2 separate regions of the Mus musculus genome follow, and region 2 is linked to region 1. The links are chromatin loops, found by intact Hi-C in ENCODE. Cell type or tissue: heart. All regions are shown on one strand.

What was found. Peaks named below come from ENCODE experiments on the same cell type or tissue, not always from the same donor. Only the 100,000 strongest peaks of a DNase experiment are listed, where the experiment ranks them.
Region 2: it touches region 1 in a loop (6-fold over the local background); 15 of 42 quality-filtered maps call a loop at or near these places.

What each region holds. Positions count from the first base shown.
Region 1 is chr8:41,039,158-41,047,157 of GRCm38, forward strand. The region is part of intron 5 of Mtus1 (mitochondrial tumor suppressor 1); the gene reads right to left. Among named protein-coding and RNA genes, the nearest start is that of Gm16193, 9.9 kb to the right of the region's middle. In heart, a CTCF peak has its summit at 4,571 (motif pointing left); DNase peaks (open chromatin) are centred at 504, 2,694 and 7,214; H3K4me3 peaks cover 2,962 bases; H3K27ac peaks cover 3,561 bases.
Region 2 is chr8:40,987,404-40,995,403 of GRCm38, forward strand. Pdgfrl (platelet-derived growth factor receptor-like) reads left to right here. Exons shown (of 6, transcript NM_026840.3): 5 at 1,402-1,541; 6 at 2,912-3,379. The coding sequence ends at 3,100. It overlaps Mtus1 (mitochondrial tumor suppressor 1), which reads right to left. Exons shown (of 14, transcript NM_001005863.2): 13 at 7,145-7,242; 14 at 3,509-6,230. The coding sequence ends at 6,017. Among named protein-coding and RNA genes, the nearest start is that of B430010I23Rik, 26 kb to the right of the region's middle. In heart, a CTCF peak has its summit at 4,352 (motif pointing right); DNase peaks (open chromatin) are centred at 6,098 and 6,878; H3K27ac peaks cover 245 bases.

The sequences.
Region 1 (8,000 bases):
TTGTTTCACCTTCACCCCTAGTTTCTGGTGCTGAGAGTCAGAGCAGCAGTCGCAGCTGGAGAAAAAAAAATCTTTAAGGTAAAAAATCTAAACAGAGGTCACAGGTTGTGTTCCCATCTCTACTTACTGTGTGCTCTTGGGCAAGTTAGTTCATGTGTCCAGGCCGCAGACTTCCCGGTGTAAAATACGGTGCACGCTCACTGCTAAGTGTGTTCTAGGTCTAAACATTATGACTCTCAGCAAAAGGATTTTAGAATACTTATATAAACTCAGAAAATAATATGTGATGAAAACACCACTATTAGATAAACTCTGGTCTTTAAAGCCTTAGGTCTTTTGCTCAAACTACCTGCTTCACAAAAATACTACAGACAATCAAATGTTAAGCCATCAGCCAGTGGAACAACGAAACCACTGTTGACTCAGCAATGGTTCGCACTGTTAAGACGACTGGAATAAAGGCTGGGTGTGTAGAGCACCAGCCAAACATGCAGCAGACCCAGTTCCTCCCCCAGCACCTCCTCCACCCAGAGGAGGAGGAAGTAGGGAACCATGAAACTCAAAGATGCATTAACCTTACAAAGGCCAGCAACTAAAACAGATACCAACCTCCCAAGTCAGTGTGAGGCTATCAAAGACTTCCGTAGGTTTGCGTCTGGCTAACCTACCATCGGAAAGGTAACCAAGACTCCACAACAGTGAGAGAGGGCAGGGTCCGGGGCAGAAAGAGCCACTTTTGGATGACACAGTGCCCTCAGACCTTCTTTTTTTCTGACTTTATTATGAAAATCTATTCTTCAGAAATGTCACCTGTCTTCTACCTTAGAGCAGGCCCTGCGTTAGTTTTAAAAATTAATATTGAGAGTTGCTTGTATTTTGGAACGTGGAAATTATTAACATAAAGCACTCTTGCTTGTATACATAGGGAGGTGGGATGAACTGGGGAGGCTGAGAAATAATAGGGTGAAAATTGTATGAAAAAAATTAATAAGAATAGTAATAATAATAGAGCACACTTTTTTTACCTTTTTATATATTTGTAATATATTTTTATTTTGAGGGTACGGGCAATTAAAGCCAAGGCCTCAGCATCCACTGAGCTCCCCCATTGGCCCTCAACTTTTATTTTAGGACTGAAGGGAATCACAGTGGCATTTGGATTGGGCATAGCCCCAGCTCTGTTCATTTACCTTCAGCCATGAGAGCTAGAAGGAAAGGCCAGCCAACGCAAATGCCAGGCCAAGGCGAGTTATGAAATGAGGAAGGGAAGCTGGGGAGAAAAAAAAAAAAATATATATATATATATATATATATATATATATATATATATATATATATATATCCAGGTTATCCTGCAGGGAAGGCAGATGCCTCTGGGAAAATGAAAAGCTGTCAGCTGAATTAAAAAAAAAAAATCAGCAGGGACAGTGAAGAGCCAACTGAAAAACAAGAGGTGCACAGGAAACACATGCGTGACACAGAAAAATCACGCATGACCACGAAGCAAGCCTGTTGAAGGCAACACACAGCAGCCCCAATCAAGCATAAGGAGACTTAGGCCATCACACAGTGAGATCGACCTAACTCACCACCATTGCAATCCGTAGCACCTGAGCTTGAGCAGGCAGGCTTACAGATGCCGAAGGGACAGACACACCAGGAATGTCTCACGTTGGGCACAGAATGAAAGGTGGCAGCAGCAGCAGCGTCGCACACAAACATCAGCAGCAATAGTCTATGACCACAAGTGTTTGCGCTAGGAAGACTTAGAAAACTAAGTGTGTGGTCCACTTACCGGCCCTCCACAAGCATTGGGGTGATTTTAGGGATGTTTGTAATGTGGGGCTCTTTTCCTATTCCCTATCCATTCTAGTGAGAATCTGAAAAACTGTAAAACAAAACCACAGAAACAACCGGCTCCTTTCTCAGTGCAAAGAGAAATCCTGTCTCAATGTGCTCATAGCCTATTTCCAAAAATCAGTTGAAGATAGGTGTGAATTAACAGGTGTTCAGTTTTTGTTTGGTTTTTTTTTTTACAGATTTGGTGGCAGAGGAGAGCGCCAGAAAGTTCCAAGGCAACCATCCTGCATCGGTAAACACAGACAAGCCTACAGCTGCCGGCACACAACTAAAGTACCCTCCTGCCCAACACAGGAGATTACCGCTCCTTGTAACCAGTCAAGCCTCTCCTTAAAGAGGGCTTTAGTGCCCAATTATGTCTCCATAGAAACCTGAGAAGCATGAGCAAGTTCATCAGCATATCTCCGACCTCCCCTCCCCGCGCGCGGTGCTGAGCAGACCTGTGCAGGACCAACCTGTGTGGAAAATGACAGTGTTTTTCCTGAGCCCCGAAGGAAGCCGGAGGTTTCGAAGCAGTCCTTTGGCGGTTAGGCGGACGTGGATGGTGGATAAGGAGAATTTGGGAGACAACAGCATGTCTTCGAAGCCAGTGGGAGAACTTCGCAGGGGAAGCAGCTTTTCCAGGGACCATCACATACTGTGTCTCTTGGCAACTCGGGGTTCTTCCAGGCCAAGAGATACAGCCAGAGAAAAACAAGCTTACATGCTAATGCCAGGCCACCCAGATTGGGGGGTGCGTGGGGGGGGGGGTAGCTAGAGTTAGCTATCCCAGAGCTCCAGGCTTCCGTTTGCTCTTCCAGATGTTGCTAACAAACAATGCCCTTCGTCTGAGCAAGATCTGTGAGGAGCAGCTCAGGAAGCAAGCAGCCTGAATTACATCACACTGTGCATGCCGCGGGTTGTTGTGGTTCCCGACTGGGATGGAAAGGGGAGGAGAAAGTGGGTGGTCTCGGGAGCTTTATGTAACAGCCAATGATGTCGCAGGTCCTGTCACTATTTGGAACGGGGCGAAATGAAATAAACCACCTCACATGCCTAATGTCTATTTATTAGCTAGGCTAAATAAAGAAAGAAAGAAATAAGACTTCATTAGAGCAATCGGTGAACCGATTCCATTGCTTTTTAACTGCACAGGGTCACACTATTATCCCTGGGCACTTTCCCAGGTGCTTTACCTAGATATACATAAACCTCATTACTTGGATGAAAAACACGCCAACAGAGCGAAACCCTCAAGCAACAAATACTTCCAATCTTTAAAATAAACAGCATTTTTTTTTTTTTACTGTGCTAATGACAGGTTGTCAAATTGTCAACTCTAATTCTCATGTATTGAGAGCCACACTAAAAACGAAAAGTTAGCCCTGTACCAGGTCTGCTGCTTCTGAGACTCGGTAAACAATATCACAAGGCAACAAACCTTACTCCATTAACAGCTCACTAGATGTTAAAAACCCATTCAGAAATCCCACACAGCATCCGAGAATCCGAGGGGACAGGAGAAGAGGAGAACTGAAGCAACTCACCCCCTTGCTCACACCCCATGCCTTGTCCTGTCAGAGGATGGCAACCCACAGAGGGTCACTGTGGGGCTGAGCGAGCACACCCACACCCAACCAACCTCCTGAATGAACACCTCCCTGCTAACAGAACCAGCAACAACAATGGAATTACTATAGCTTGATACAGTTCCTCATGCTGGGCCCCCCAAACCATAAAACTGTTTTCATTGCTACTTGATAACTGTAATTTTGCTACTGTTATGAATCTTAACATTTTCCCATGGTCTTTGGCGATCCCCGTCAGAGGGTCACACCACTGAATTAAGAGTCAAAGAAACAGACGTTCCAGCTTTGATTTCCTCTGTTAGATCACAGGTTGTTATTTTTAAAACTGTTAAAAACACCTGTCCCCAAATTCTGAATATTAAAAACAAAAAACCACAAGCTCTCCCTATGCTATCAAAATTACGGTTAAAAAGGTATCAGTGAGACTCAAAATTATAAACTGAATGAGAAATAAGATTGGTGTCACAAATAGACACACCACTGTCCACATAGTCCGATTTTGGTTTCTGGGTGGGCTCTTTTTTCAGGGGTTGGGGTTGTTTTTGTTAACAGTAAACTATTCTGTCACAAAGAAATCCACTAGCTTACACTACCCAAAGGAAGAAATAACCAATCCAGTCACCAATCAGGTACGTTTACTAAAAATTTCATTTTAACGGGCTTAAGAGAAGGCTTGGCAGGTAACAGCTAGACTTCCAGAGGACCCGTGTTCAGTTCCCAGCACCTACTTGACAGCTTACAATCATCTCCAGTCCCACCCTTTCATGCACGCATGTGATAAACAGACATGCATGTAAGCAAAACACCCACACACATAGAATAAAATAAATTTACAATTAAAAAAATAAATAAATTTAAGATAAGAAAAGTTTATTTGAACTCCACTATCATTACCTATCCCATGCACATTAAATATTAGCCGTTTTCCCTAAGTGCAGAAAGAAGCTGAAATAATGCAAATAATACCAGTGTAAAGGAAAACCAAATGTAGCTCCTGTTTGAAAAACAAAACAAAAAAACAAAAAAACAAAAAAACAACAACAACAACAAAAAACTCCTCCCAACCAACAAACTGTGCTTAGGTACAAGCTTCAAACGGCTCAGCTTCAGTTCTTTCCCAAGCATCATCTGCCCCCTGGTGGCCACCTGGCATGAGTGCAACAAAGAGGAAAGGTGTCTGCTGTTACTTTGTAACGTCCTAAGGATCAGCATAAGGCAAAGACCACAGAAAACCAGTGAAGCAAAGTTTGGTTGGTTACATAAGGAGGAGCCGTTCAAAAGGAATAGACTTTAGTTGGCTTTTGGTAGTGTTGAGTCTTTTGGTTTTGTGTTGTTGTTGTTGTTGTTGTTTGTTGTGTGTGTCATCTCTGTTCATTATAGCAAGAACACAATATCTACCCTCAACAAAATTTAAGCCTATGCTACTTACTGTTAACTATGCCGTAACTGTACGTGTTGTAACAACGTCCTGATCTTTCAAAACTGCAATCTCTCAACAGCAGCTTCCCATTTCCTGGCCAGCAGCACCAGTGCCGAGAAGCCATTACATATTACGCTGCTACGAGTCTCACAGCTTTAGATTACCAAAAGTAATCGGAGTCAGCAAGACTCCTTTCTCCCTTCTGTGCTTGTTATGTCCGTGCGATCGTGCCTGTGAGTGCCACATGTGCCACACTGTGCGTGGAGAGGCTAGGGGACGACCATCAGTTATCAGACTTTTGACATCTATTGTTTGGGATAGTCTGTCACCCTTTTGGCTGCGTCCACCAGGGTACCTTGGCCCCGAGTCTGCAGAGACTCTGCGTCTCCCCTCCCAATTTCCATCCCCCAACAGCAGATTACAGATAACCCGAAGTACCTTGTCCTATGGTTTCACAGCAAGTACCTTTACCACCCAGCCATCTCCTTGGCCCCATTTACTTTGTTTGTATCGTACTGTGACTAATATTCCATTGCATAGATACATCACATTTTCTTTACCTACAGATATGTAAGCTATTCTTACATCAGTTATGGTGAGAATGCTGCATACCTGGCAGATCAAAGCTCCTTCCACACCCTGACTCCTCTTTGGTAAGTCAGCCCTCATTGGGATATGGCTTCTAGACAGTCCCTTCATCTCGTAGGCCACCTACCATGCTACCGACGGTCACCCTGGCTAAGCAGAAGAGTTGGGGAGTCCCACATGTCCAATTTTGCTTGCCACAGGCTTCTGTATCAATCTAAGAAATCACGGACAACGACAAAGCCATGAAACGCTCCCCTTCTGCCTCTCCTCCTGAGGTTTTTGGGCTTCGAGTCTTATTTTAATTCATTTTGAGTTGTTTACTGTGTATGAGGTGAGATGAAGGCTGGAGTTCGCTGCACCCACAGACATCTAATTCTCCTCACGCTATCTCTTGGAGAGAGGACGGTTCTGCTTGGTATTTTCGTCAGTCTTGCCAGGTTCAGCGGACTGTAAGTCCACAGGTTTGTTTCTGGGCTGTCCCATTCATTGCACTGGTCTATGTATCTACCTTCATACCCATTTCAGACTGTTTTAATTACAGACTTGAAAGCAAGAATTATGGTACCATCGCCTTTGTTTTTCCGCCCACAAGATTGTTTTTGGCTACCTTGGACTCTTATTTGGTTCCCCATGAATTTCACATAGTGACTTCTCTTTCTCAGTTAAAAAAAATGCAATAAGGATGTTGACAGAGGTGACTCAAGACAATAGGCCCTTTTAGCATCTACTCTGAGGCTGGTTCTGTCTTGCTAGTTTTCGAGAGTGCTACACAGAGCAAATGTAGTAACATTGTCTGGCTTTGTTCTTACTACTGTTTGTCATGATTTAACAAAAGGAAGCTCAAACCATGTGCTGTCACAATTATTAATCTCTATTGTTATATGCATGTTACTGGAAGGCCTTCTATACTCAGGTCTATATTCATGGTGCTTTTTTTTCATTTCTACACTTACAACTTTTCTATGTAGAACACATTCATGTGCCCTGGGTGAAGAGATCTAGTTCTCAGCCAAAAAGGTAGCCACTGTTGCAGTGGGATTCACCAAGTGATCCATTCTTCGTAACGCTCAGTACCAAATTTTCCATGTATCCAGATGGTATCGGCCCTTTCAACACGAGAGCAAAGTTGAGATCACCAATGCATAAGAAGGAAAGACAGCAGGTGCACAGTGTGGCGGCATCTCATCTCCTCCCCAGAGTAGGTCTGCAGCTCTCAACCACCTCCCGACATTGGAGAAAGGAGATGTAGAAAGCCACACGACCCCAGGCCATGTTTATGAAATGGCACAGATGGAGCAGGTGTGTTCCTGCTCCCAGGGCAGACACCATGGCACCTGGCAGGGATGATCTATAAAGGAGTCCACGGACTGGGTAAACACAACTTGGGATGCCTGAGATATCCCCAAGAGCAACTATGAGTGTCGGAGCCACGGTAAATGCTGTGGGTATGACAACTTCCTCATAAACAGCAGGCACGTTTTATTTAGAGCCAGTGTTGCCTAGAATTCCATAGTGTAATACCCTTTAAATAAACCACACCGGCTAGACCTCTGGAAGGTGGTTCATAGCCTCAGTGGGTTTCCCCACTTGCTTTGAGGGTTTCCTAGAACACATCAGGGTGGGATTGGGGAGGCGCCTTCAATGTAAAGCCATGAAAAGCGATCAACAAGAAGTACTGTTAGCCTCGATAGCAGTAGCAGCAGGGGCAGCTACCATGTGAGAGCTAGGGATGAAAATAGTCTACACGGTCAAACCCATTCCCACACTGGGATTTATCTCCTGAACATTCCCGTGCAGCCAGACGAGAAACTCAAGCCCTGGAGAGGCTTAGCAAGTAGCCAGAGGTCAGGACGGAAATAGAGAGGAGGAGAATCAAGATTTACACCAACGTCCGAGCCGCACAAGGTCACAGCTTCTTCATTGTCTTCGGAGGTAACAGAATTTCTTTACAATAACTGTTAAACTAAAATAATGATGGAAATTTTCAAATATTATTTCATACACTCCCCCCTCACCCACTCCCGAAAAAAAAAAAAAACCCCTCAATCAGGGGCTGGAGAGATGGCTCACAGATTAAACGCATTACTGGGGAACAGGGTTCAGTTCCCAGAACCTACATGGGAGCTCACAACTAACTTCAGATCCAGGGGATGTGACACTGTTCTTTGGCCTTCCAGGGTACTGAATGCATGTGGTACACTGGCAGACATTCAGGCAAAACACACATTAAAAAAAATAGTCTTTACAACATTAAATAAAATACATAAAATATCTTAAAAATCAATCAATCAATCAATCAATCAATCAATCAATCAGCGATTGGCCAGCATATGGCCAGTGCTTCTATATTGTGGATCATATCAGAAACTAGTATGAAGCTTTTTGAAAATAATATGATTATCCAAGCAACTATACAACGCATGTGCGCTCCACTCTGAAGTAGCCGTCACAAGAAAACTTCGCAAACGTTGACAGAAATGATTGCAAAACAACTCATAATGCAATCACTGTGAATGTGACAGAGAACCAACTCGAATAGCCAAGAGGCTCAATGCTATCACACT
Region 2 (8,000 bases), 52 kb before region 1:
CCATGGGTCCAGGTAGTATCTGTACTCAGATGCTCCAGGGGACCTCAATGGCCCCAGTCCCATGCCCGTCAGTAAACTCAGTATTGCCCTGAAGGCATGGTTGACCTATGTCCTCTACCTCAGGGATAGTTGCTCATCAGTCACCAGAAATCCAACCCTTCAAACTTCGTTCTATTAAGTTTCAGATCCATTTCTAATTCCTGATCTAATTACTCAAGCTATCACCATCTCTGGCTACTGCTACCAAGAATACCTTCCTCCCATCTGCCCACCTCATTTTCGAAACCATGTTCTGCAGGGTTGCTGACTGCTGTTCTAATCAATACATCCAGCTATGTTCTTACCTACAGAAACACAAAGTTCTTGCCAGGCCTCGTGTGGCTGGCACCACTGCTCTGGCCTCGTCCACTCCTCCGAGTCACCTCCCATTAACTCAGACTGCTCAGGAATCTGTGTCTCTTAAGCTTAGTGCTGAGACTTCAATTTTTAGCTCCTTGCCTGATTCTCAGTCTATGTTACCTTGAGGCTCACTCTGGGCTTCTTCCAAGTTCAAATGAAGCATTACAGTTGCCCACTCAGGGGCTGCACACTCTGCTAGACTGTGGGCTGTAAGAGCTCAATCCATCTGTCTGGCTTGCTCCTCTAGTCCCAGTTCTTAGCACATCTCCTTGCTGAAGGCCGCCATCAAAATTACCCATTGAGTGGTCTGGCCATAATAAAGACTTGTTTCCAAAATGTTATGACCTTGTCAGGCATCAGTGGGAGGGGAGGCCCTTGATTCTGTGAAGGTTCGATGCTCCAGCATAGAGGAATGTGAGGGCAGGGAGGTGGGAGGGGGTGGGTGGGGTAGGTGAGGGAGCACCCTCATAGAAGCAGGGGGAGGGGAGATGGGATAGGGGATTGGGGACTAATCAGGAAAGGGGAAAACATTTGAAATGTAAATAAATAAAATATCCAATAAAAAAAGAAAAAATAGCCGGGTGTGGTGGCACATGCCTTTAATTCCAGCACTCGGCAGGCGGAGGCAGGCAGATTTCTGAGTTCGAGGCCAGCCTGGTCTACAAAGTGAGTTCCAGGACAGCCAGGGCTATAAAGAGAAACCCTGTCTCGAAAAACCAAAAGAAAGAAAATATAAATTATGGTTTGTAACAGCCACAAAATTAGTTATGAGGTAGCAACAAAAATTATTTTTTGGTTAGAAGTCACCACAGTATGAGGAACTGTAGTAAGGGGTCATAGCATTGGGAAGGATGAGAACCACTGTCCTAAGGCAATCAAAAGGGATGTCTAGCATTGGCCTCATGAAGCTATAGAAAAGGTTTCCTCTCCCCAGAGAGAACGTACCATCTTTGTCTTTACCATCAGTTATGGATCTCATTTCTGTCTCCTGCTTGTTCCCAGTTCCTAGTGGCCCTCCATCAACAACCATCTTGGCCTCCTCTAACAAAGTGAGGGGCGGTGATGACATCAGCGTGCTCTGCACTGTCCTCGGGGAGCCTGATGTGGAGGTTGAATTCAGGTGGCTCTTTCCTGGGCAGAAGGTAAGTGCCACACTGGAGCCTCACTCAGCTAGCTCTCTCGCTTAGAGAGACCCTACTAGGTTTATGATAAGACAGGAACCAGGGAACGTTTGTCTTCTAAGATATTTCAGTCCACTTCAAAATACCTTGCTTTAAAGAAAGAGGAGGAAAAAGAGTGGATGGCTGTATCAGGCAATCACTCAAGAGGCCTTTGTATGTGGTGTGTTCATTGTTCCTCCTTAGGGATTGCAGCAGGAAGCGGGGCAAGGCTACTTACATCTGAACTTCAGCTTTCAACATCACCATCTAGGTCCACTCTAGACTGCTCTAACCTTTCACAGTGCACAAAGTTTCAAAGACACCAGTGGGAGAAAGGCGGGCACCTGCAGGCCATGGAGCCCCACACAACGCCTGCACAAAGCTTTGGAGCAGACATTCTCCAAGGGGGGCATTGAAACATAGACCCTGTTCACAAGGTGATATGAGGTCAGCATCATTCATTTAAAAATAGTCTTCTATAAAAGAAGTCCCCAGTCTGTGTGCACGGTCTGCTCACTGAAATAAACAGCTCTGCTACCAACTTGGTTGCCAGAGGAGACACTCCCAAGACACTCTAGGTAGCCTGTGCTCTGCTTAGCCTGTGAGGGGTGGAAAATAAGGATCCCAGGAGGGCAGAGCTTTCCAGCATCTAGATGTTAGGTTGGTTGTTTTAAATACATTGTTCTACTTAGACATTCTTGCTTTTCCATAGAGTGACCCTTTATATTGCTGTTATTAGGAGAAAAAGCATTAAGTGATACTATAATCACCCTTATCAATTGAATTTAGAAAACACTGTTCTCGTTGCTGCAACTGCCTGAAATAGATCTTACAAGTCACCGTCCTCTAGAATAGATGCTCATGCTGCCTAGGGCATTATCTTAGCCTTCCTTGGTACAACTGGCCTCCCTCTGTAGTCTCAAGGAACATTAGCCTAATTGCTTTCCTGCCTCTTCTTCACTTACAGAGTCAGTGCTTTTGACCTTAAGTTCCATAAACAAGAACCACTTGGCAGTGTGAGGGTGACACAATGGGAAAAGATGCTGCTCATATAGATATGTTTATGCTGGTCCCCCATAGAGGCCCAAAATAATTCATTTTACATATAAAAAAAGCAAAAAGAAATCACAAAAACAGCATCCTGAAATTCAAGACCCCACTTGGGGGAGGAGTGGAGGAAGGGAAAGGCAGCCTTGAGTAATTATGCAATCAAAAACAAAAACCCTCCGCTTGTGAGCTCAGCATACCAACCAGCCTTCTGTGAGCTTGTACTGAATGGGCCTGGTGGATGGGAACTGAGTGAGGGAAGCAGCTGTCAATGTGACTTTAGTCTGTGTGCCATCTTTAACCAGGACGAAAGGCCTGTGACCATCCAGGACACCTGGAGACTGATTCACAGAGGACTGGGACACACCACAAGAATCTCCCAGAGTGTCATTATCGTGGAAGACTTTGAGACCATTGATGCGGGCTACTACATATGCACAGCTCAGAATCTCCGAGGACAGACCACAGTAGCGACCACTGTTGAGTTTTCCTGATTTGGAAAGTGAAGAGTAGTGGACCAATGGGATGCCCATCTGCACACACAGCTTCCAGGTGCTTTATAGGAGGCCAAGGACCAACCCCTGCCAGTGGGTCAGACAGACATCCGAATTAAAAGGAAGTCACTAGTCTATTAATAGAAGTATAAACTTTCCTAACTAAAGTATGTATTTTGACTCAGCCATGTTTCTACTTTTTATACTGAGAAAACATGTCAACAACTTTGTATCAATCGTTTCTATTAAATGAGCAAGATTTTATAAAAAAAAAAAAAAGTGAGCTAAGTACTTGTGTCATTTAGCATGTACATCCAGAAGGGCTTGACAGTGATCTTTGTGTTGCTTAGTATTCTGTTTGATGTTTGAGCCAAGTTCAACGGCTTACTCAAAAGCAAGGACTCAAGATTCAAATGCTTAGATATGTCACTTTATCAAAGCTAGCACAAGTTCATTTATAAAGGTATCAAAATCACATCTTTTTACATTGAAATCGCCACACTCAGAGTACTGATTTAAACCCCTCTATTCAAAAATAACTGCATGTACACTATTAACACCTTAGCCTTTAATATAACATAGATGAATGGACTGAAGAAGATTCAGCTTTGGCTAAGACCGGTCTTGAAAAAACACTTAAGACCACAGCTGTTCCAATTTTCTTTTCGCCTTGCAGAAGAATCATTCAAACTAGCCAAAGTTTCGTTCTCTGACACATGTATTTTGAATTTGAAAAGCTTAATCTTAAACTCAAGCTCTGTGAGCCAATTTCAGCCACAACAAATTTTGGCATTGGGTTCTAAGTTCTGTATAATAGCATAGGGCGCCTGGCTGCCTTAACTAAGGAGGGATGAGAAGGGGGAGCATATAACTTAACGCTTTGAAGAGTAAGTATGTCAGAGGCTGCCATTCTTACATTGAATATTCCAGCATTATTTATTTGATCAAAGTAAAATACACTTTCCCATTGCTATAAACTACAGTTGTTCACACACCCACATTTTTTTTAAACGATGTGTCAACAATTTTGTATTGTACATAAAATGTTTGGTTTAAAAAACAAAACAAAAAAACCCTTAAATGCTCTCTAGGCATTTTAATTGCTGTAAGATTTGACTTCCCAGACATCTACGTGGTATGAGGGATGGCAGGTCAACACTTGAGCTTTACCATAACTAGGGCATAAATGACAAACCTGACTTTGGCTAACATCATTGAGAACAACTTGGGACCAGGAGCAGAGCTATTCCAGGAGGTGGCAGTGAAGCTGCAATCATTCCTATTTATCGGGAGCAAACATGGTAGGTTACATACATCATAAACTATTGGAGATAAGAGACTTCAAACACAACCCCTAATAAAAAGCATGCATCATGACTATCAGTTAGCTCTGTAGTGCAGAAGTCTAGGATGACTCACCTCTAGTATCCTGAATCTGTCCTCGCTATAGGGGTTATCTGAGCAGCATTGACCATGAATTAGTAAATACTGACATCGCAATGCCGGCATGCACAGGGAAGTTTGTGGGTTGGGTGGTGGGGAGCCACAGCTATCCTTCTAACTTTCACAGAGCCTTGGAGCCTAGGGAGATGGTAAGCGAAGATCTGAATTTTGAATGCAGTGTGAAGGAGCTGCAGAAGCCATACCTCTCACTCTTTGGCCACTCTGTTCCATTCCAGTGGCTGGAAGAATGCTCAGAGGGGCCCAAGTCAGCATTCCCGCTCTTGGATCTACTCAACACAGAACTGTTGGCTTAACTCTGTGCTCATGTGGATTAGTACATGCTAAAATGCCTTTACTGGTTTCCCCCCCGGGGTTTCTAAAATTGTGTAGTGTCAGAACCAGAGCTTAGCTTATTTGGGAAACAGGTTCAGCACCTCCAAGATAAACTGGCCCTGGAAAAGCACACTCTGTGGGTAGGAAGGAGGGCGCTTTGCTTCCGTGGCTCTACATGGAGGAGAAGGCAAGGCGGAGGTTAGAACAACAGGAGGGTAGACGGAGGATTAGCGCTATGAAGCTAGCTTGGGTTCAAGGGAAAAAAATAAACCAGAAACATCCATTGGTACTGCCCCCTTACTCTTTATACAGATTTGTATTTAGAAAAATTAGGGAACTACATTTGCTCATAGCCTGAGAAAATGAATCAGAGTATAGCAATTAGGCTCGTGAAAATCTACAGGGGGAAAAAAAAACTGCTATCAACGGATAATGCCGAACATGGAAAAACTAACAACAGAGAAATAAATGTACAGTCATCAAGAAACCAAAGGCTTTTCCTGTCTTGCCCGAGCCCTGCCGTGGCACAGTGCTGAGATGAGTTGGGGGGAAATTCAAGCACTATTGCTTTCTCTTCTATGGCTTTTGTTGACGCTCGTGTGCCGATTATGACTTGGTTAATACAGGCCAAGCTATATACAGCTGTTGACTTTTAATACACAGCAGGGGGCGGGGCTATGACAGTCACGTGACACGCCAGTACACCCATTTCACTCACACACACACCCCCCTTGCCCACAGTCAGACTGAAATAAAAATCACAAGAAGGTGTCTCTGGTGAAGAACATTATAAAGGTTATAAATCTTTATCTTAATAGGGCCCTGAGAGTTTTCCCCTATGCTTAGGTGAAGGAAGGCAAAGAACAAGGTTCCCTCGTTCCGTAAGTGCTTTGTGCAACTATGTCCACTTCAGTTCCGAAATCTGTTTTTGGAGGAGGCTTTTGGACCAAGTTAAAAGTCTCCTATTGGAGCTCTCTATTCGTACGTAGCTGAAACGGTTGGCGGCTGCTCTCCCGATATCCTGGGGATATTCCAGAGAGCTAACGCAGCAACTCGAGTTCCCATGAACTCTGAACTTCGGGTCAGTCCCGCAGAAGCGCACCTCAGTGCCTTCAGAGAGTCTCCTGCGTTCAGAAGCCGTCATCTGGGTGAGATGCTGGGGCTGGAGAAGGAACCAGAATTCCTGGGGGACTGGAAAGGGATGGCCGAGGAGGTGGGGGATCTCTTGGGGCTGCACAGGTCTCCGTTGTGCAGTTTCCACAGAAGTTCCTCGTTCTCCATGGACAGTCTCTTGTTGACCTTCGACTCCTTCTCAAGGGACTCCTGCAGCGCGGCCTGCTCGGTGGAAAGTTGCCTGGAAAACAAAACCCAGAGAGCATATGAATCCAAGTCAAAAAGGAACTACTACTGTTTATATCTGAAGGTTCAAGAAACTTCTTCTGGGGGAATACACAGGTTCTTGTCCAGGGTCATCAATTTTTTTTTTCTGATTTTTCTCTCATATAGCTCATCCTCACCACGATTTCCCCTCCCTCCTCTCCTCCCACTTCTCTTCAGAAAAGGACAGGCCTCCCAGGACTATCAACCAAACATAGGGTTCCTGGTTGGGGTTTTTTGGTTTGGTTGTTTGTTTGTTTGTTTGTTTGTGACAGGGTTTCTCTGTGTAGCTCTGGCTGTCCTGGAACTCACTCTGATGACCAGGCTGGCCTTTAACTTAACCTGTTTGAAGCAGTCCAGAGTGCTGGGACAAAAGGCATGTGTCACCACTGGCATATGGGTCATAGATTTTTTTTTAAGCTGAGAAACCCAACTACTACAAATAAGGAAGCATATAGATGAGTGTTAGAGGACTTGCCTAATGTGTGTGAGGCCCCCTGGCTCAAGGTCTGTGGACCACAAAAAGGAAAGCAAAACTCCCGAATACCAGAGCCTCAAGCCTGACCCAAATAAATAATCCTGAGTAATTGCTGGCAACTCTAGTCTTTGGGAGATTTCCCAGTAGGCAATGGGGCACTTGCACAAGGCTTGTTTTATTTCTGTCTTAACTCAAGGCCTCTTTCTGTTCACGTGTGTTGTTACCCCTTGTCTGACAGCGCCATTACAGTTAGTGAGCTGCAGTTAGGTGAGAGGTCTAGGGCACCTTGGTAAATGCATGAACCATTCTCCTGCTTCTCTCACATGCCTGGGAGGTGCCTGGTGGAGCGTAGCCAGAAGGGACCGTAGATGTCCGAGGATGAGGAAAGGGGAAATAGACTCTTGTAGGTTTACCTTGAAATTGCCATGTGTTTGTCCATGCGAGCTTTTAACTCCTCGTTTTCCTGCTGGAATCGCTTCAGCTTGTCAACCAATGCTGTGTTATTGTCCACCTTAGTATAAAACAAGGTTTGTAGTTATATATATATATATAAGAAATGAATAAATAAACTCTCTCACTTCTTAAGCATATTCCCAATACACGGCACCATCAACAAGTTGATCAGGAGGAGCCATAGTGGCACACTGATGTCTTCATACACCGACCACGGTGAGGACATGTGTTCATCAAACACAGAAATAAGAGAGCTAGGCAGTAATGTTTTTATTCTAGGTGACACTTTCAGAGATGTCCTGCTGGGAGCTGGTGTCCTGCCTAGGTGACCATGGGTGCTGGGTCTCTTCCTCAAGGCAGTAAAGGAAACACTGCAGTTTAACTGTCTCCGTTCACACAACCCCTGTATCTACAGCACTCGTGTACACATACGCAAAGAAGGAAGCGGGGAGAGGAGGAGGAGGAAGGGGGAGAGTTAGGGACAGAGGGAGGGTGAGAGGGAGGAAGGAAAAAAGAAACTAGACAGAGGAAGGAAGGAGAAGAGGAAGGGAGGGAGCCTATAGGTCTTGGCCATACTGAGGAAAGCCTTAAACTTATTCCAGGATGGTTTTGGCATTTACCTCCAGGTGGCCCTATGGAGATACAATGTAGCAAGGTTAGGTAAAGAAGTAACTGAAGAAAGCAGGCTTCCCTGCTCAGTTCAGGCCAAGGGACACTTGTGCTCTTTCCAGCCTTACACAAACTGATCAGTTGAGTGGTTATAGGCATTTAAAGTCACTGAACATGGTGACCCACTGATCCCATCCTGGCTCCCTT